2 separate regions of the Homo sapiens genome follow, and region 1 is linked to region 2. A link is a loop called in an ENCODE intact Hi-C map of the cell type or tissue named here. Cell type or tissue: pancreas. All regions are shown on one strand. Each heading gives the region's core, and the rest is flanking DNA. Links, peaks and the distances in the headings are about the cores only. Region 1 overlaps BIVM-ERCC5 (BIVM-ERCC5 readthrough). Region 2 has its middle 17 kb from the start of TPP2.

What was found. Peaks named below come from ENCODE experiments on the same cell type or tissue, not always from the same donor. Only the 100,000 strongest peaks of a DNase experiment are listed, where the experiment ranks them.
Region 1: a loop joins it to region 2, with 4 times the contacts of the local background. A loop is called at or near these places in 98 of 110 quality-filtered maps.

Annotation. Positions count from the first base shown.
Region 1 is chr13:102,851,017-102,861,430 of GRCh38, forward strand. BIVM-ERCC5 (BIVM-ERCC5 readthrough) reads left to right here. Exons shown (of 23, transcript NM_001204425.2): 10 at 1,102-1,277; 11 at 2,741-2,856; 12 at 3,272-3,358; 13 at 5,036-5,096; 14 at 7,259-7,402. It overlaps ERCC5 (ERCC excision repair 5, endonuclease), which reads left to right. Exons shown (of 15, transcript NM_000123.4): 2 at 1,102-1,277; 3 at 2,741-2,856; 4 at 3,272-3,358; 5 at 5,036-5,096; 6 at 7,259-7,402. Among named protein-coding and RNA genes, the nearest start is that of ERCC5, 10 kb to the left of the region's middle. In pancreas, for the core only: no CTCF peak of the experiment used is centred there; a DNase peak (open chromatin) is centred at 5,765.
Region 2 is chr13:102,575,010-102,585,551 of GRCh38, forward strand. No RefSeq gene overlaps it. Among named protein-coding and RNA genes, the nearest start is that of TPP2, 17 kb to the right of the region's middle. RefSeq lists an enhancer at 9,461-9,560. In pancreas, for the core only: a CTCF peak has its summit at 5,749 (motif pointing right); no DNase peak of the experiment used is centred there.

The DNA.
Region 1 (10,414 bases), core at 2,415-10,414, 280 kb after region 2:
TTTTAGAAAAGTTTAAAAATATAAGAAAACTTCAAGATGAAAATATAAGTTATCTTTAGTCTCAGCAGACATAATATCTACTTTAATATTTTGGTATGTGAACTAGTTTTTTATATTTAACATATATACTGTATCAGAAAATGGAGTTATACTTTATATGGTTTTATAGCCTGTTTTACTATCTTTAATAATATTTAATGACTATCTTCCTTATCACACATGCTCCTGCAACTTCCATTTTTAAGGGCTTTTTGGTATTCCAGCAAATAGGTCTGCCATAATTAGTTTTTCTTTTTTGAGACGGAGTCTTGCTCTGTCACCAGGCTGGAGTGCAGTGGCGCGATCTCGGCTCACTGCAACCTCTGCCTCCTGGGTTCAAGCGATTCTCCTGCCTCAGCCTCCTGAGTAGCTGGGACTACAGGTGCGCACCACCATGCCCAGCCAATTTTTGTATTTTTAGTAGAGATGGGGTTTCACCATGTTGGCCAGGATGGTCTCGATCTCTTGATCTCGTGATCCACCTGCCTCGGCCTCCCAAAGTGCTGGGATTACAGGTGTGAGCCACCGCGCCCGGCCTATGATTAGTTTTTTAAAAAGACCTGCTGGAAAACTTTTAAGTTGATTTTTATATTTTCATTATTATAAACAAGCATTCTGTAAATAACTCTCATTATATATCCATGATGATTTTCTGAGGATCAATGTCTGGAAGTGGTAAAATAGACTGCAAAGTTTTAAAAAGTTTTTTTCACTATGAATTGTCAAATTGTCCTCCAGAAAATTTGTGCTAATTCATGAAAATTCTTTAGCAATCACTTATTTTTTTTTAAAGAAGCAATTCTTTGCAATGAGACTTCTTAAAAGGATATGTCTGTCTTTGTATGATTTTAAAATGCAGTATGTGAATAGGGGTAACAAGAGTTCAACTAAAAGTTAACTGACTTTAGGTAGATCCCATGAGAGCTAAATGTTTTTCAATTTTAAATGAATAGTGATAAGTATTTAGTGTTCAACGTTTGGATAATATCAGTTATTAGGAAATTGAAGTTGTGAGGATGAAGAGAAAAATCCCGGAGTTTTTTCCATTAACAATTCTCCCAGATATTAGCATTTGGTTAAACCAAGCACTTAAAGGAGTCCGGGATCGCCATGGGAACTCAATAGAAAATCCTCATCTTCTCACTTTGTTTCATCGGCTCTGCAAACTCTTATTTTTTCGAATTCGTCCTATTTTTGTGTTTGATGGGGATGCTCCACTATTGAAGAAACAGACTTTGGTAAGTGTCGTATAGTTTTTAGTAAGTGTCAAATAATTTTTTTCTTTCTGCATTCTTAGAAAAATTCACATAAAATTTTTGTTTTCTCTTTAGAATTTTAGAAACAGACTTATTTTGACACATACTTAATTACATCTACTTTTTTATCTTGAACAATTAATTTTTCTTTTAAAAAGTTTTATGAGAGTTCATCATGGGTACAATGATAAAATTTAACTTTTAAATAAAACTAACTACTAAAAACCTTGCTGTTGAGAGTTTTCCCTTCAGAGGATCTTGTTAGGTGTTTTATATTTATTTCAAGGATGCGGCCATCACTCAGAACACTGTGGAAACCCTCTTTTGGGAAGTGCCTCCCTGAATCTGAGATCAAGTATCCTCCGTGATAGCAAGCCTTCTTTTAAGGGGAATTGGATTTTAGGAGTAAGCAATGTTATGTGGTGCCAAGTGGTGACTAAAGTGGATTATCTAGGAAGGAAATTGACCATGATATAGAAGAGTCAGAATGAGTTGCTGCTTTATTGTTCTGGAAGTAGTTTTAAAAAATGTTTTTGGAAGGCCGGGGGCAGGAGGATTGCTTGAGCCCAAGTCCAGCCTGGGCAACACAGGGAGACCCCATCTCTAAAAAAATGACATAAAATAATGTTTAAACAGTCCAAATGACAGCACCCATTTGGATATATGACTTTTATTTGTTGAAAATACCAAAGTAATGAAATGATGACTTTGTAATCATACCAGATACTCTCTAAATGAGGATATAGGATAAAAGTAAGGATATAGGATAAAAATAAAAAGCATTTATAAATGCTGGGGGACCTTTGTTGCCTCAGTAAGAGTGTCTAGTCTTGAATGTTGCAGTTTTCAGTTACCCAAGGCATACTGTAAATCAGGTACTTTGTGGAAGGATTAGAAAGGAAAAGAGAATATCTTGGTTATTTTTATCCGATATTCAGCCATAAGCACAGGGACTATCCATTTGTCACTACTTGAACATTTCTTACAAGATATTTCTATACATTTTAGAATTTCTCATGATATATAATCTTGAATATTGAAGGGCAGAATTACATGTAAGTAATGCATGTTTATAAAAAGCAATATTAGAAATTGTTTTTGGTGTCACTGTGACATTTTATAGAATAAATAAATAATTTCTTTTGGGAAGCATTTAAGCTTTCCACTTCTTGGGCATATTAAAAGACATTTAAAAGAAACTGAAAGTAAATTAAGTTTCCCAAATATATTGTGTAGTAGCCCATTAAGTAATAGATGGAAACTCTGGGTGTCCTTTACGTAGCAGCAACCTGAAGATATACACTGATATGGCAATTAGGAGGAAATGCTAAAGCAGCCATAGTCTGAAAACTCAGACAAACCAAATTCTCTGGAAAATAAATCACAGCAATGTTTCTAGTGGTCTAATATCCTGAAGTGAGATCTTACATCCTTTCTTCTCATAGGTGAAGAGAAGGCAGAGAAAGGACTTAGCGTCCAGTGACTCCAGGAAAACGACAGAGAAGCTTCTGAAAACATTTTTGAAAAGACAAGCCATCAAAACTGCCTTCAGAAGCAAAAGGCAAGAGGAAAATTATAGTCGTGTTAGAGATGAAGTTTTAAAAAAGTGATTTTTGTCTTGATTTCCTGCGATTCTCTTTCCCTATCTAATTTTGACTCTCAACAGAAAATAGAGAGTGAAATGAGACAAGTAGGCTGCCATTTTGACCTGGTAATTTGGAGTTGTGGCAATTCTCCGTTCTGTGAGAATCAACTTTGCTAATGAGAAAAAAAAGCTGTCGTGTTGCGTCATGTACACTTTTTACTTTGATTATGGTCTTCTTGACTCTAGGTGAGCAGCCCCGCCAAGGTTCCTTCCTTTCTCTCGGCTGCATTTATTTTCCACAGCAGTGGCCTGAGAGCAGCCAGGTCAGGTCCCTGTTCACCATCCTGAGCAGGGTCTGCATAATCTGTTTAAAGATTTGTGTACTTTCCAGAGATGAAGCACTACCCAGTCTTACCCAAGTTCGAAGAGAAAACGACCTCTATGTTTTGCCTCCTTTACAAGAGGAAGAAAAACACAGGTAAATGTTTAACTATTTAAGAATATTATTTTAGTCATTGCTACATTCAGACACATTTAAACCTTGATGTGTTATCTACATGATAAGGCATGTGAACATTTCTTAATGCATCTGAAATAGGCATGCTCTATACCTTTCAGAATATTTTTCAAAGACTAAATTTTTTATTTACTATTCTTTGTGTTTTGGTGATTCATGATTCTTATTCCTCTTCATTCTAAAGAACTTCTGCCAGGGCTGTGGATTCTAAATTCTCCAAGGCATGAATTTTAGTTTTGCTTACACTTTGCTTACACATGCTGTCTCTAGCTGCTTTTCAATCCAGTATGGTCTCTCTCACCATGATGCTAAAATACCACAACCCATGACATTCTTGTTGCTAAATCTAGCAGACGCTTTGCACGTCTTAGTGTGCTCGACTTCTCTGCACTAAACACCATGCCACACTGCCCCGCTCCCCCGGCATCTCTCTGGCGCTTTCTGCTCAGCCTCTCTGTGGACTCCTCTTCCTCTGTCTCTCTCTTAATGGTTGGTGGTTTCTGTGTTTGAAGTGAAGGTGGAGAACCGGAAGCTTGGCAGTTTGCCTTTGTCCCCTGTCCTTCCCTCCACCTCTTCCTTTCCCAGGAGTTCCCAAGAGACAACTTAGCTTTTGTATCAGCTCAGTTCTATTTGTCTCCATTGCTACCACTGTCATTTTTTCTCCAGGTTACATTATTAGCTTTTAAACTTCTTTCTGTCTTTGTCTTTGATCATACCCTTTTTGTAATAGTTCCTCCCACCAAGCCCAATCTCTGTTTTGTGTTATAGTCTGTTTAAAATCCAAATCTGATATTGTCATTTCCTTACTTAAAACACTTTCTAGCTTCTCCTTCTCATTTTTTTCTTTCTTTTTTTTTTGAGATGGAGTCTCTGTTGCCCAGACTGGAGTGCAGTGGCACAATCTCAGCTCACTGCAACCCCTGCCTCCTGGGTTTAAGCGATTCTCCTGCCTCAGCCTCCGGAGTAGCTGGGATTACAGGCACGTGCCACCACACCTGGCTAATTTTTTGTATTTTTAGTAGAGACGAGGTTTCACCATGTTGTCCAGGCTGGTCTCGAACTCCTGACCTCAAGTGATCCACCTGCCTCGGCCTCCCAAAGTGCTGGGATTGCAGGCGTGAGCCACCACACGCAGCTTAGCTTCTCATTTCTTTAGGATAAAACTTTAACTCCTTAATTACACTTTCCAGTCTTATCCCTGCCTTTCTTCACATCATCCACAGGCAGGCTTTCTTTTCCTTGTTTCTATATGGTCATACAACTTAGTTCTTTTGCCTGGAACACTCTTCTCCATGAACCTTCCCGCTCCCTACAACTACACTCATTAATTCGTGGCTAACTCCAACCAGTGTAATTGCAGGAGATCCTGGAAAGCTTTTGTGACTCCTAAATTGGGTGAGGTGACTCCCTATTGCATCTCTAGTGACCTGCCCTTCCCTTGTGGTGGAAGTTATTAGATCCCACTCTAATTGCTTACTTACACGTGTCCCCCACCAGACCATGAGACCAGTAGTGGCACAGATCTTGCTGTTTTATTCACCACTGTAGCCCGTATAACGAGCAGAGCCTTGCATACAAGTATTTTTGTAAGGGGTCCTTAAAAATCATAGATATCGTAAAAGTATGTTTGACTTTCAGTTCAGAAGAGGAAGATGAAAAAGAATGGCAAGAAAGAATGAATCAAAAACAAGCATTACAGGTATTTAGATCATTTTTGAATTCAGAATGTATTCTGTTATTTGAAATGAATGACATGAAAATGAATATTAATGAGGTATATCAAACTGTGAAAGTTCCTGATAAAAAGTAAAGACAGATGGCTTTTTGGTTGTGCATATATATGTGTACATGTATGTATTTAAAACACACTCACCTACACACGTGTATATATATATATATGGAATTTGCCATTATGCACATCTATATATTCAAAACAAGCTATTTTTCTTTTACAACCAACCAACCAATAGTAATATGTGCTTACATAGAAAATATAGAAAACATATCATTCATAAATAACTTGTAATAACAGTTTGATATATTTTCATCCATTCTTTGCCTGCCCCATATAGTTGAATATCTGTGTGTGTATTTGTATATATGTATCAAATGTGCATGTGTACATATATATGTGTACACATATGTGTGTATGTTCTAGTTATCTGTCGCTGTGTAACTTAGTGGTTAAAACATCATTTGTTATCGTCATCTGTCTGGGTTCCAGGGGTAGATGAGCTCAGACAGGCAGTTCTCTCTGGGGTCTCTTGTGTAGATGCAGCCAGTCTGTAGCTGGGGCTGGAGTGATTAACGAGGTTTCCTTGCTGCCATGGGCGGTGGTTGATGCTGGCTGTCAGCCAGTCTTCCATGCGGCCAGCACCAGAGCACCTACTTGTGGCCTCTCCACGTGGCCTGGGCATTTTCCCAGCATGATGACTGTATTCCCAGTGTGGGCATCCCAAGAGAAAGTTCTAAGCAGAAGCCCTGTTGCCTTTCTGACCTAGCTTTGGAAGTTGTGCAGCATCCTTCCCACTACATCCTGTTCCTCAGAAGCTAGTTACTGCCCTATGGAAGGGGCAGAGAGTTAGACAAGAAGAATGTCCCACACATATTTTCATGAATAACATTTTTACAAATTGAGATTATGCTGTATATATACATTTTTTTCATAAACATTTTTCAAGTTTCTTAGTGTCACAGATAGCATTTTTTGATTCCCAAATTCACTGTTTCTTGTTTGTTCATATGGTTTTGTTCTATCAGGTAGAAACTTTTGAGCTAAAACCTCGAGATCCTTCAGGTTGCGGAGGTGCTGTGCTATTAATGCAGCTAGTGAGAGCAATCTTAGTTAAGACCATGGGCCTCGTGGTCAAAAAGACCTGCGTTTCAGTCCAGGCTCCACTGTTCACTAGCTGTGTGATCTTACACAGATTAAATTCTCCAAGGCTTTATTTTTTTTTGTAAAACGAAATTGATATCAATGCCTTCCTGATGGGGGTGATGGGAGCATTAGTGAGGGAAAGCACAGGAAATGCTGAGCGCAGTGACAGGTCTGTCCTACGTGTTTGCTGGTTGGTACGTACACATGTAACATACAGACATGCAGGACATCAGGTTGTATTAGCTTATCTTTTTTACTAATGAAGGATTTTAAAGTACTTTTGGTAATGAGTTAAAGTTGAGAAAAGTTTTACACTTTTCCATGTCTTCTGTGAATTTCTTTTAATTTCATTTCTTATGTTATAAGCAAAATAAAACTAACTTAATTATGGGAATGATATATATTGCTTGAATTCCTAAGGCACATTCTGTCTTGGGTTCTTGCATTTTCTGTTCTCTCAGCCTGAAATGCTCTATCCTCAGTGAGGCTCTTTGATATCTTCCAAGTCCCTGCTCACACATCCTCTTTTTAGTGGGGTCTTCTTTATCTATCAAATAGATCTTTTTTTCCACGTTCTGTTCATGTAATCACTCTCATATCAGATAAATCTGCTTTATTTTACCATTATCTTGTTCATTTATTTATTTATTTATTGTCTTCTCTCCTCTGCTCCTAAGAGCAGGGACCTTATCTGGCACCTTATCCGATCTCACAGTACCTTAGCACCTAGAACAGTGCCTGGTGCCTTAGAGGTACCTGCTAAGTATTTTTTTCTTTTGAATGAATTAAAGAGTGAATGGCTACATTCCCTAATTTGCCTACTCACTTTGTTGCCTGTCACAGATTATATGCAACTGTGTTTAGCCAATTGTTGATTATGTAGAACTGTGTTTATTATATAAACATAATACATATCCTTAATGTTGAATAGAACTAAGTGTATGAAATGTAAATTTCATGGTGCTGTGATTTTATCTTTACAGGAAGAGTTCTTTCATAATCCTCAAGCGATAGATATTGAGTCTGAGGACTTCAGCAGCCTGCCCCCTGAAGTAAAGCATGAAATCTTGACTGATATGAAAGAGTTCACCAAGCGCAGAAGAACATTATTTGAAGCAATGCCAGAGGTGAAATATGCAACAGTACATTCATGCTTAGAATTAAGAACTTCAGCAAAACTTTTTATTAGAAAGAAGAGAAAATTGATAAGCAATACTTACACGATATCTCAGTTAACAGTAAACAGCATTTCTACATCTCAGATTCTAAGAAGCATCGTATATTTATACGTTTGAGCCTATAGACATTTACTCTAAGAAGTTTTTCTTGACTTTTGACCCGAGACTAGGTCTTTTTTCCTGGTCTTTGTTCTCACAGCACCCTGTAATATCACTTCATAGTTCTTAGTTCCAAAACACGCTTATCTTGCTCACCTCTGTATTTTCAGTGTCTAGCTCAGTATTTTTCACATGGTATGTGTCCAGTAGATGCTTACTGACTCAATTCTTAGGTTAGGTCATAAAAGTTATTGTAACCTATAATATACATTGTCTATAAAAACTAATAGTCATATAGAATCTAATCACAATGGAAAAATAAGTTCTAAATTGAAATTCCAGGTATATCTTCCTCTGCTGCAGCCCTAGAGATGCCATTGGCTCTCCACATTCCCTTGCCCTCTTCCTGGACAGTGCGAATGGGGCTTCTTCACCTTGGAACATCTTGTAGCTTGGCAGGCCCAGAAAGCTAGAGTGGAGGTGGTATGTGCAGTTGGGTGCTAGCAAATGTGTCTCCTGATCATGCTGCCATTGATACTTAATTCATGTTACTATTGATGACTCCCTGTCTTAGTTGCCAGTGAGTGAGTTCTTTTTCTCTTTCTGTTGCTGCTACCTGTTATTTCTACCGTAGTTCTCCATTCACCCACTATAGGACAGAATCGAAATTTTGCAGCATCATCGACCTTAGTGCATAGATGGAGTGTTTTTTTATTTTCTACAATTTTTGAATATTGCTTAAATTGATAGCAGAAATATGAAAAAGGAAGGGTAAATTTCTTTTCTCATCACTCCCTGTTTTTTCCACAAAGAATGTGCAGTAGCACACACTAAGGTGCACAGAAGTGACATTCTTGGGTCTTTGGATATACAAAGGACAGAAGTAAATTGATTTTTATTTCAGGAGAAAAATCCAGGCTCAGTCTGTCTATCAGGCATTTTATTTCTTGAGTATGAAAGGATCTCTGGCTGGCAGTTGAGGAAGTAGAATTTTGGTTGTGTAAACAATAACAGGAAGAAATGGGAGAAAGAGAGACAGTCCCTAATGATTTACTGTTCTTTATTTTCTTTCTGCAACCATGAAGTCTCTGGAAGTGGTGGACTGTAGGGTGGTGTGGAGTAGCAGCTTACTGGATCTGTAATTTTGATAGAGATGTTCTAAGTCATCCATGTTGGGCCTTTGTGTGATCTGTATGTCGTGCAAATGTAATATTGATAATAGTAGTGATGGTAGGTAATAATAGCAGTAGTAATAATCATAATACCATAGTTCCACTTTACTCACGGTTTGCAGTTTTCAGTGACCTGTGGTAAACTGTGGTCTGAAAATATTAAATGGAAACTTTCAGAAATAAACAATTCATAAGTTTTAAGTTGCACACCATTCTGAGTAGAGTGATGAAATCTCACACCCTCCTGCTCCATCTTGCCTGGAACGTGAATCCTCCCTTTGTCTAGCATCTCCGTGCTGTAGATGCTTCCTGCCTGTTAATCACTGAGTAGCTGTCGCGGTGATCAGATCAACTGTCGCGATATTGCAGTGCTTCTCCTCAAGTCACTCTTATTTGACTTAATGATGGCACAACAGTGCAAGAGTATGATGCTGGCAATTTGAATATGCCAAAGAGAAGCTGTAAAGTGCCTCCTTTAAATGAAAAGGTGAAAGTTCTTGAATTAATAAGGAAAGAAAAAAATCGTATTCTGGCTGAGGTTGCTTAGATCTGCATAAAAATGACTTTTCTATCTGTGATATTGTGAAGAAGCGAAAAGAAATTGGTGCTAGTTTTGCTGCCGTACCATAAACTGCAAAAGTCATGACCTCAGCGTGTGATAAGTGCTCAGTTAGGATGGAAAAGCCATTACATTTTGGGGTGGAAGACATGAAGAGAAACATGTTCTGATTGATGACAATCAGGTTTGGTACTTCTGCAGTTTCAGGCATCCTCTGGGGGTCTTGGAACATACCCCAAGGATGAGGGGGCTGTCTACTATGTTAATAGAATCAATTGTAGTAAATTGACATGCTTTTGATCCCAGATCTACCACTTATTAGCCCTGTGACTCTAGGGAGGTTACCTAACCTATTTAAGTCCCAATTTCTTCATTTATAAAATGGAGGTGATATCTGTTTCATAGGATGATTGTGAGAATAAAATGAGGTATTATATGTAAAAGCACTTAGAAAAATGCCCTCCATGGGAAATGCCTTATAATGTTAAGTATTACTGTTAATAACTGTGATTACTGTGATTTATTGTGTCTTTTATGGGATAAGGTTGTGCAGGACACTTCACTTGCATATTTACCTACATTCTAGAAGATTGTTAAGCCATAATCAGATGTCATAGTGACTGCTATGCATTACATGCTCAATACATGTTTATTGAATAATGATTAAATCATAAACAGTATTCATGATTTTTTTTTTTTTTTTTTTGAGGGGAAGTCTCGCTCTTGTCCCTCAGGCTGGAGTGCAATGGCACAATCTCGGCTCACTGCAACCTCTGCCTCCCCGGTTCAAGTGATTCTCCTGCCTCAGTCTCCTGGGTAGCTGGGATTACAGGTGCCTGCCATCACACCCGGCTAATTTTTGTATTTTTAGTAGAGACAGGGTTTCACCACGTTGGCCAGGCTGGTCTCGAACTCCTGACCTCCGGTGGTCCACCCATCTCGGCCTCCCAAAGTGCTAGGATTACAGGCATGAGCCACCGCACCTGGCCATAGTATTCATGATTTTTTTTTGCCCAACTCTTTCGAAGATTATTTTTTTAAAAGGAAGCTGTAGTTTTTCTTGTTATTCACCTTTTATAATATGAAACTACCATCAATGAAAAAAGCCAATTGTTCTTTGTTCCCTGTTGG
Region 2 (10,542 bases), core at 1,710-9,709:
CCAAATAACTACTGATGTTGATCATTTTTTCATATACCCATTGGCCATTTCTTTATCTTCTTTTGAGAAATGTTTGTTCCAGTCCTTTGCCCACTTTTTAATCCAGTTATTTGGGTTTGTCGCTATTGAGTTGAGTTTCTTATATATTTTGGATATTAACCTTTTATCAGATGTATGGCTTGCAAATATTTTCTACCATTCTGTGCATTGTTTCTTCACTCCGATAATTGTTGCCTTGGTTGTGCAGAAGCTTTTTAGTTTGATGTAATCCCATTTGTCTATTTAACTCTTTAATCCATATTGAGTTGATTTTTCTATGTGGTGTGACATTAGAGTTTAGTTTCATTCTCCTGCATGTGGATATCCAGTTGTCCCAACGTCCTTTACTAAAGACACTAGTCTTCCCTTTCTTGTGTGTGCTTGGCAACTTTGTCAAAGATCAGTTGACCATAAATGAGTGAATTTATTTCTGGGCTATTTATGCTGTTCCATTGGCCTATATGTCTGCTTTTGATTGTACCATGCTGTTTTGATTGTTACAGTTTGGTAGATTTTGAGATCAGGTAGTAAGAGGAGAGATTTTTTTATAGGTTTGAACATTTCTTTTTAATACCTGGAACTTTAAATTTTGTTTGTTTGTTTTGTTTGAGACGGTGTCTCACTCTGTCACCCAAGCTGGAATGCAGTGGCATAATTTCAGCACACTTCAACCTCTGCTTCCTGGGCTCAAGCAATCTTCCCTCCTCAGCCTCCTGAGTAGCTGGGACTACAGGCACAAGCCACCATGCCCAGCCAATTTTGTTTTCTTATTTTATTTTTTATTTTTGTAGAGATAAGGTCTCATTATGTTGCCCAGGCTGGTCACGAACTCCTGGGCTCAAGCGATCCTCTTGTCTCAGCCTCCCAAAGTGTTGGGATTATAGGCATGAGCCATGGTGCCCAGGCCTAAAATTGTTATTTCTTAAGGTGTTATTCAGTATATTTAAGTACACATTCACAGTGGGTGATCTTGTACTGAATAAAAGATAGTTAGGAGCTGTGCCAGATACTGCTAGTTGCCTACCCAATAGTTCTTTTTCCTTCTTATTAAACAACCTCTGTATTGTGGCAGTGAAAGCAGCTAAACATCTCCCAGGCTCCCCTGTAGACAGAGAAGTTCAGCACCGTGTAAGAAATAGAAAGTTATTTTAAAATATTTACTCAACTGGCAGATACATCCATTTTGTCCCCCCCTCTTCTTCTTTCTTCCTTCTTAAAACATGGATATAAAAGGCTAGAACCCCAGTGGCCTCTGTCACCCAGGAAGAAACCCTAAGGATGAAAATCCAGGTGCAAAGCAGAAATGCAGAAGGAGCCTGGCTCTCTGATACCAGCATGCCAATGAGAACTGACTACATCTGACTGTGACATTTTATTTTATTTTATTTTTATTTTTGAGACAGGATTTCACTCTGTCACCCAGGCTAGAGTGCAGTGGCATGACCACAGCTGATTGCAGCCTTGACCTCCCACGCTCAGGTGATCCTCCTACCTCAGCCTCCCAGGTAGCTGGGACTACAGGTGTGTGCCACCATGCCCAGCTAATTATTTGTATTTTTTGTAGAGACAGGGTTTCACCATGTTGCCCAGGCTGGTCTTGAACTCCTGGGCTCAAGCAATCTGCCTGCCTAGGCCTCCCAAAGTGCTAGGATTAAAAGCATGAGCCACCATGCCCGGCCTTCCATAATGTTTTAGGAAAGAAAAATAAGCCTTTATTTTGCTTAAGCCACTGTTATTTCAGATCTCTGTTATTAGCAATGAAACATATTCCTAGCTCTTAGAGGAGCCTGATTTTTTCAAAGTTTTGTTTACCATTTAAATAAAGATAAAAAAGTCTGAATTAATAGTTTCTATAATATAATCAATACATTTCAATGAAATATGAATCCAGGACACATCAGTAAGTGAAAAGTAGAGAAACAGAATTATAAACTATCACTACCATAATATTTACAAAGATAACACTTTCCAAACTAGACCTTAAATTTTCTTTAGAATATTATGATGCCTTTAAAATTCTGTTTCCTTTACTGGATTACTTAATTTTAAATACCTTTTTTGGAAAGTGGTCTTTCTTTTTCATTGACAAGTAAAAATTGTGTGTGCATCTATATGGTATACAACATGCTGTTTTGATATAAGTGTACATTGAGTAATGGCTAAATCAAGCTATTTAGCCTATGCATTAACTCACATACTTATCTTTTTATGGTGAAAGCATTTAAAATCTCCTCTCTTAGCAATTTGCAAGTATACAACATATTGTTATTAACTATATTTACCATGATGTACAACAGATCTCTTGAACTTATTCCTCCAGTCTAACTGAAATTTTGTGTTCTTTGTTTCTCATGGTTTCTAGAACAGGAGATGGCACATCCTAGACACCTTATACATATTTTTTTTTTTTTTTAAGATGGAGTCTCGCTCTGTCACCCAGGCTGGAGTGCAGTTGGGCGATCTCAGCTCACTGCAGCCTCCACCTCCCGAGTTCCAGTGATTCCCCCGCCTCAGCCTCCCAGGTAGCTGGGATGGCAGGCACATGCCACCATGCCTGGCTAATTTTTATATTTTTAGTAGAGATGGGATTTCACCATGTTGGCCAGGCTGGTCTGGAACTCCTGACCTCAGGTGATCTGCCCGCCTCAGCTTCCCAAAGTGCTAGGAGTATAGGCATGAGCCACCACGCACGACCCCTTATACATATTTTCAAGGTAAGGGAGGCTGGCACTTGACATAACATAGTACTTATCTAGCACTGATAGAATTGTGGGGTGATTAATCTTCTTTTGGTTTTAGTTTATGAAAAATAAACTATTTCCTAAAGAAGAATGTGGGAGAGAGAGAGAAAGGAAAGGAGATATCAAATATATCAAAGACAAATTCACTCTTTTGTTTTGAGCCATCTTCTTTCTCAACAATCAAAATGCTGAAGTTTTTTTAACCTGATGGACAAGGTTAAGAAAGACAAGATTAAGGTTAATAGATAATTCACCAAATTGTTCCCTAATATCCAGCTTTCAGAGGCATGACTCTGGATTCAAACATTTGCTTCACTGCTTACTCTGATGTCCTTGGACGAGTCACTGAACCTCACTGAGAGTAAATTCTTGCATCTCTAAAAATGAGAATAATAGAACCTTATGTGACACTCTCCTGCAAATCAAAAAGAACAAGTCAAATGGACAAAAGATCTGACTAGGAAACAAAGTGCCACTACATTTATCAAGAGCGTTTCAAATACGTTGGATATCAGAATTGCAAATTCAAGCAATGATGAGGTTTCATTTTAGACTAATCAGACAGGAAGAACTTAGAAAACTGGATAATTCCACTGCTAGCAGAGAGACAGAGATAGGGTTGCCTGTGCTGCTGGTGAGCCTTGGCCCGATTCTCAGCAGCCATTCTGGGGAGGAGTCAGACAGGTCCCTGTCGAAATGCAGGTAGACTGTTCACTGTGGCCTACCAAGGATGGATCCTGGGTGACTCTCATAGGAATTCTCACCCAGCTCTGTACGAAGCATAAGCGGAGACGGTCCTTGCTCTGCCATCCCTGGGAAATGGAGGGGTAAACCAGGCCGCAAGCACATAATAGAGCACTAGCCAGCTGTTGGAGGTAGTTGGATGGTGTACACAGGACAACACATAGAGATTTTGAAAACAGTGTTGAGTGAACAAAGAAAGAAACAAAATAAGACAATACAACAAACATAAGTTAGAATAAAGGCACATACAACAGCAATACACATTTTGCCAGTAGCACATACATGCAAAAGAGTGTGCACTGCACTCCTTAGAACTGCACCCTGTGAGGATGGGAGTGAGGATTTTGGCTACAGGCAAGGAGGAAAAGAAACTGAATAAATAACTTTAAAAGTAATTGAGGGAGTCAGGTGTGGTGACTCATGCCTGTAATCCCAGCACTTTGGGAGGCCAAGACAGAAGGATTGCTTGAGCAGGAGTTTGAGACCAGCCAGGGCAATATAGTGAGACCTTGTCTCCACAAAAAAAAAAAAAAAAAAAAAAAAAAATTTAATTTGCTGGGCATTTTGGTGTGTGCCTGCAGTCCCAGCTACTCAGGAGGCTGAAATGGGAGAATCACTGGAACCCAGAAGGTGGAGATTGCAATGAGCCCAGATGGTGCCACTGCACTCCAGTCTGGGCAACAGAGTAAGACCCTGTCTCCATAAATAAATAAATAAATGTAACTGAGACCACAAGTGTAAAAGAATTTAGTATAGTGCATGGTACAAAGTAAATGCTGAAAGAATATTAGCTCATATTACCTCTTTTTTCTTCTTTCTCTAAAAATTAAAAAATAATAGTAAAATAGGTCGGGCATGGTGGCTCAGCCTGTAATCCCAACACTTTGGGATGCCAAGGTGGGAGGATCACTTGAAGCCAGGAGTTTGAGACCAGCATGGGCAACAAAGCGAGACCCCTGTCTCAAAAAATAAAATAAAATAAATTAACCAGGCGTGTTGGCGTGGTCCCAGCTACTTGGGAGGCCAAAGCATGAGGATCATTTGAGCTTAGTAGTTTGAAGGTGCAGTGAGCTAGGATCGCACCACTGAACTCCAGCCTGGGCAACACAGCAAGACCTTGTCTCAAAATAAATAAATAAATTATTTAATTAGAATAAAATGAAAATGGGGGGAACATATGGTACATTAGCATTAGCATAGCCTTTGGAATCAGAGACAGTTGTCAGCTATTCTATGAAATTGACCAAGATACTTAACTTCCCCCTGCCCTGCCCCCCGAGACAGAGTCTCACTCTGTTGCCCAGGCTGTAGTGTAGTGGTGCAATTTTAGCTCACTGCAACCTCCGCCTCCCAGGTTCAAGCAGTTCTCCCTGCCTCAGCCTCTGGGGTAGCTGGGATTACAGGTGCCCACCACCACACCCAGCTAATTTTTGTATTTTTAGTAGAGACAGGGTTTTGCCAGGCTGGTCTCGAACTCCTGACCTCGGGTGATCTGCCCGCCTTAGCCTCCCAAAGTGTTGGGATTACAGGCGTGAGCCACGGCGCCCGGCAACATACTAACTTTTTGAGCTTCTGTTTTCTGATGTCTGAAAGGATGATAAGACCAATTGTAAGGCGTGGTTGTCTAGACAACTAAATTTAGATCATATAGGTAATATACCTACTATATAGTATGTTCGTACTTTATTTTCCATCTCCCTTCACCCTAATATGTCCCCAAATTTGCTATAATTTGTAGAGTGTGGCTCTCTTTCATAACTTTTGGCTGTGAGAGTCTCCTTCGCCCCACAATATCATAATTATTTTTTCAGAACAGTCATTAAACACTGCATTGCCTCTGTCTGTTTGTTCCAAACTGTAGAAAAACCCTAGTCTTTTGGACACAATCATTTTATTTGACCTTTTCTGCAACTTATTCAGCTTCATTCTATCTTTCCAAAAGAACATTGATCTGTCCAAAGAAAACAGCATTCCAATCCATACTCTTGGTTTGTTTATATACTTAGCATAACTTCTCGGTTCTATTTTCTTTATGTTGTCCTGCATTCTGTATGCTTTTTCATCTTCCAGCACATATCAAGCCAACATCTTCAGGGAGTGGTCTGCTGGGACCGGTTTACCATGCCTCACTCAGGTATCTCCTAGAACAAAATCACAATTTACCAAGCGCAGTAGGATGAGTCTAGACAAGATACGGGCTTGTAAAGAAGGAATTCAACCAGAAGGTGGCACTATTGCAAAGCCAATCTAAACGCATTGCTTTCAAGACGCATTTTCTAGGATTTAATCATATACACAAAATAAATATTGAATCAAATTTTATATCAATAAAAGAATAAAGAAATGTGTACTTCTGCTTATGATAACTATAGTGGAATTATAATTATAAAACTGAACATGTGTTTTAAAAGTTTACTATCAGGACAGCATGCTTCTTTACAATATGTAGATTTGCAGTTAACTATCAATTGTGGCCAGTTTTAAATATCACAGCCATTTAAGCAAAAAGGCAAACACTTTTCTGGCTCTCATGATGTGCTAGGGATAGTTCTAAATACTTTATACAAAGTCATTTAATTTTTGCAGCATCCCCATGGAATTGGTCTTATTGTTGGATTAGCATCTCTATTTTTTTCTAGATGAGGAAACTGAGGCACAGAGAGGTTAAGTCACTGGCCCCAAGTCACAGAGCTGACAGGTGAGAGAGCCAGGACTCAAACCCATCCAGGCTAGCTCCACTCTGTGCACTTTACTACTGCAGTGTGCAACCTCTGAAAGTTAGAAGGAACTGTAAAGGTCATCATGTCTCATTCCCACTGGAAGCAGAAGCCCTTCCTTGGCTACCCTGACAGGACAGGACAGTGGAGGAATCCCACTCTTCAACATGAGCACACATCAGGGATCCATGGGCCAAATCACCCCCACCCACCGCCTCCACTCTGAGCAAGGCTCAATGTAACCTGCAAGACTGGTTCTCCCCTTTCCCTTCTAGCTCCATAGTAGACCACCTGCTGCCCATCATCACTCTTTTTCCTTCACTTATGTTAGTGCCGCAAATGCAGCAATGCCTGTCTGAATCCCAGGTGTGATCTGAGTTTAATTCTCCATCACAGGGCCCTGTGTAAACCACTTTTAACTCTAGTATTAAAGTTAAAAGTCAAAACTATTAAGAATAACTGTAACCACAAAACCTTGTTCATAGGTACACAATATAAAAATACACTCTGATATCAATAACGTAAGGTAGGGGGAGTAAACATGTAGAGCTTTCACATGCAATCCAACTTAAGTTGTAATCTCAAAATGGGCTATTACAGCTCTGAGGCTCATATGCAAGCTTCATGGCAACCACAGTTGCATTCCTATACGCTCACAACAAGCTATCCAAAAAGGAAAGTAGGAAAACAATCCACATATTTTTCAGGTTCTATTTAATGCCAAGCTTTTTTTTTTGGCATGTTTTTTGCACATTTTGTTGGTAATAGTGCTGTTTAAAATGGCCCCCAAATAGAAGTGCTGCCTAGCGTTCCTAAGCACAAGAAGACTATGATGTGCCCTTACGGAGAAAACACACAGAGAAACTTCACTCAGGCATGAGTTCAGTGCTGTTGGCCATGACTTCAATATTAATGAATCAACAGTATGGTACATCCAGGAAAAGGCAGTGGAAATTCATCAGTCTGTATACAAGGGCACTCCAGAAAGTGCTGGAGTTATGTCTACAGTGTATTATAAACCTATGTGTATTAGTTCATTTTCACACTGCTATAAAGAACTACCTGAGACTGGGTAATTTATAAAGAAAAGAGGTTTAATTGACTCCCATTTCCATGTGGCTGGGGAGGCCTCAGGAAACTTACAATCATGGTGGAAGGCTAAGAGGAAGCAAGGTACCTCTTACATGGTGGCAGGAAGTGGGGCAGGAGGAAATGCCACACTTTTAAACCACCACATCTCTTGAGAACTCACTACTGTCATAAGAACTGCATGGAAGAAACTGCCCCTATGATTCAATTACCTCCCACCAGATCCCTCCCTCAACAATTTTTCCAAACAACTTTTATTTCCTCAGTCTTCCCTAACCCTGTGGAAAAAGAAGCTGCCATTGACCAGTCCCAGGGTAAGGCCGATATCTTTTCTACTCCCTCAATATATATTTTAAAAAATGCCTGCTAAGTATTATGCAGGAAAAGGGTTGTATGAATTGTAATGAAGGGATTACAATTCAATATGAGATTTGGGTGGGGACACAGAGCCAAACCATATCACTATGGAAAACATGGATTGATGAGATAACCACTGATTTAAAAAGCATGTGGACAGCATTGTTTCGAGGCTGAAAGCCAAAGACATTTATGTTATGTTCCTTAGGACAAAGAAAACGTTAAAGCTTTCTCAGCTACTGGTTGGCTCACTCATTTCATTCAAAAGGCCAGATGACGTGAGATGTTGAACTTACAGCTGAGGTACGGTCTGCGATCAAGAGGCTGAGGAAGAATTTTTAAAACCTCTGCCGGAGCAGGTGAGGTAGCAGGGCTGGAAAGGCCACTCTGATTGGGCTACGAGGTTGAAGTGCCCCCTTGGGACTCAGTTGGCCTACAAAGATGCTTTCCAGGTATCCTGCCTCCAATGTGTGCTCAGACAGTGTCAGTGCCCAGCAGAGCTGACCGAGACAACCACAACAGTGCAGCTCGCCATCTTCACCAACATGCCAGGCGGCTTGCTCTTCTTACTTGTCATTCTCCATCACTACATGGCCACCAGTAATCCCAAGAGGCAGGAGTGTGAGTGGGGCTTCTCTGCCCAGGGTTCCAGGACACAGTCTGAGGTGAGATGGAGGGTGTGAGGGGCTTTTGCACTTCACCCCTCTCCCCATCACAACATACAAAGCAATGCCACCTGGATTTTTCCAAACAACTTTAATTTCCTCATAGTCTTCCCTAACCCTGTGGAACAAGAAGTTGCCATTGACTCAGTCCCAGGGTAAGGCTGATATCTTTTCTACTCCCTCAATACATATTTTTAAAAATGCCTGCTAAGTATTATGCAGGAAAAGGGTTGTATGGAAGAGCAGGTTTTGAACATCAGTGAGGCTGGCTTGTTTTACAAGGAAGTTGGCAAATAAATCTACCTAACAGGGTGGCATCTCAGTTGACAAAAATGTTTCAGCCAGAAGCTCACAGGAACATAATCCTGTATTTCCTAGCATAGGAGCAGTGGTTCAGAATTTGCTAACTCAATGTCTGCTACAACCTTGTAGAATATAACTACCGTGACTAACAAGGATCACCCATACCTCCCTGTCATGCTGAAATCGGGCATGTCCATGCTTTCATCAATGAAATGGGAGCAGAGGGGACATGTTTGATGTCCAGACAGAGTGTTCAGAGCACTATATCCTTCACTATGCCCTGTTTTCCATTAACCACATGGTCGTCTAGCAATGTTCTAGTCTACAGCTTCTCCATGAGCCAGAGCCTGGACAGAAGATGTCAGGGAGTAAATCAATGATGATCATGCCAGAGAGAGAGAACATGTGGTTTGGAGTCACTGAGATTTGGGGGGCCATTTTGATTACAACATAACCCAGGCTATCCTGATAGAGAAGGTTCCTGTATAATGCAGACAAAACATCATGTTGGCTTGGATGAAAATGTTAGCAGTGGAGGTGATGAAAAGTAATCAGATTCTGAGCGTTTTCTGAAGATCAAGCCAACAGGTTTTGAAAATGGATTGGATGGATGGCAGAAGAGTGAGGAGACAAGATTTTTGGCCTGAGCAACTAGAAGCTTTAAAGTTTCGTGTAATTGAGAAGAGGAATACTAGAAGAAGAACAGATCTGGGGAAGACACATAGTTAAGTTTGGAGCATGTAAAGTGTGATATTCTTGTTAGACATCCAAGTGGAAATATCAAACAGGAGTTAGAATGTAGGAGAGAGGTCGAGCTGGAGACTCGCATTTTAGAATCTTCAGGTTGCTGATGGTACTCAGAGCCATGCAATTAGATTTCATCATCAAAGGCATAAGTGTAGGCAGAAAAGAGAAGAGGTTCAAGGACTGAGTCCTAGATCATGCTGACATTCAGAGGTCAGGAAAAAAAAAAGAGGAACTAGCAAAGGCAGCTGGAGCCATGAAACATGAGACATGAGGAGAGAGCAGTGTTCTCAAAACCAAAGACAGTCTCTCGAGGAAGAAGCAGCACTCAACTGTGTCAAATGCTATGGACAATGGTCAAATAAAAACATGAGGCTCAGCTTTCAGAGTTAGCAGTGTGGAGGTCCTTGAACAGACAGTTTCAAAGGTGAACCTCATCCTAATGGATTCTTAAGAAAATAAGAGGGGTTAAATTAGAGAAAACACAAGTCAAAAATGCTCAAAGCTTAACCTTGTGCCATCTAGGAAGGGAGACAAGTTTACAGGGTCCAGCTCCAGTATCAAAAGCAGAGCAGAGAAGGTACATTTGAAGAGGAGAGGCAGGAAGCTGACAACTGGCACACTGCTCCATGGCATAAAAATATCTTAGAGAAACTTCCCAGTTTTAATTATCCGGACTGTAGTGCTATACCAGCACTAAGTACAGCAAATAAATACAGTTTAGGTCAGTGTTCTCCAAACTTCCTGATGACAAGAATCACCCAGGATCTTTGTTTAAAACACAAATTACGATGCATTTCTACTAGGGCTTCTGATTCCGTAGGTCTGAAGTGGAACCCAGGTAAACTGTATTTTTAACAAGAGTGCTGGGTGATTCAGATCTTTGGGCAGGTTTGGAGACACTAGTTGAGGAAATATTTTTCTTAGTATTCAAGCAATAGATATCTGCATCTGATTTTAAAGTGTGTATGGGGTCTGCGTGTGCATATGTAAATGTGAGTGTATTTTATATATTGTATACTGTATACACACACGCATATATTATGCAATTTTGTTAAACATTTTGTTTTAAAAAATATGTATACAAAATCTTCAAGAAATCAATTAATAAAAAAGATTTTAATTATTTAATTTTTTATAAAG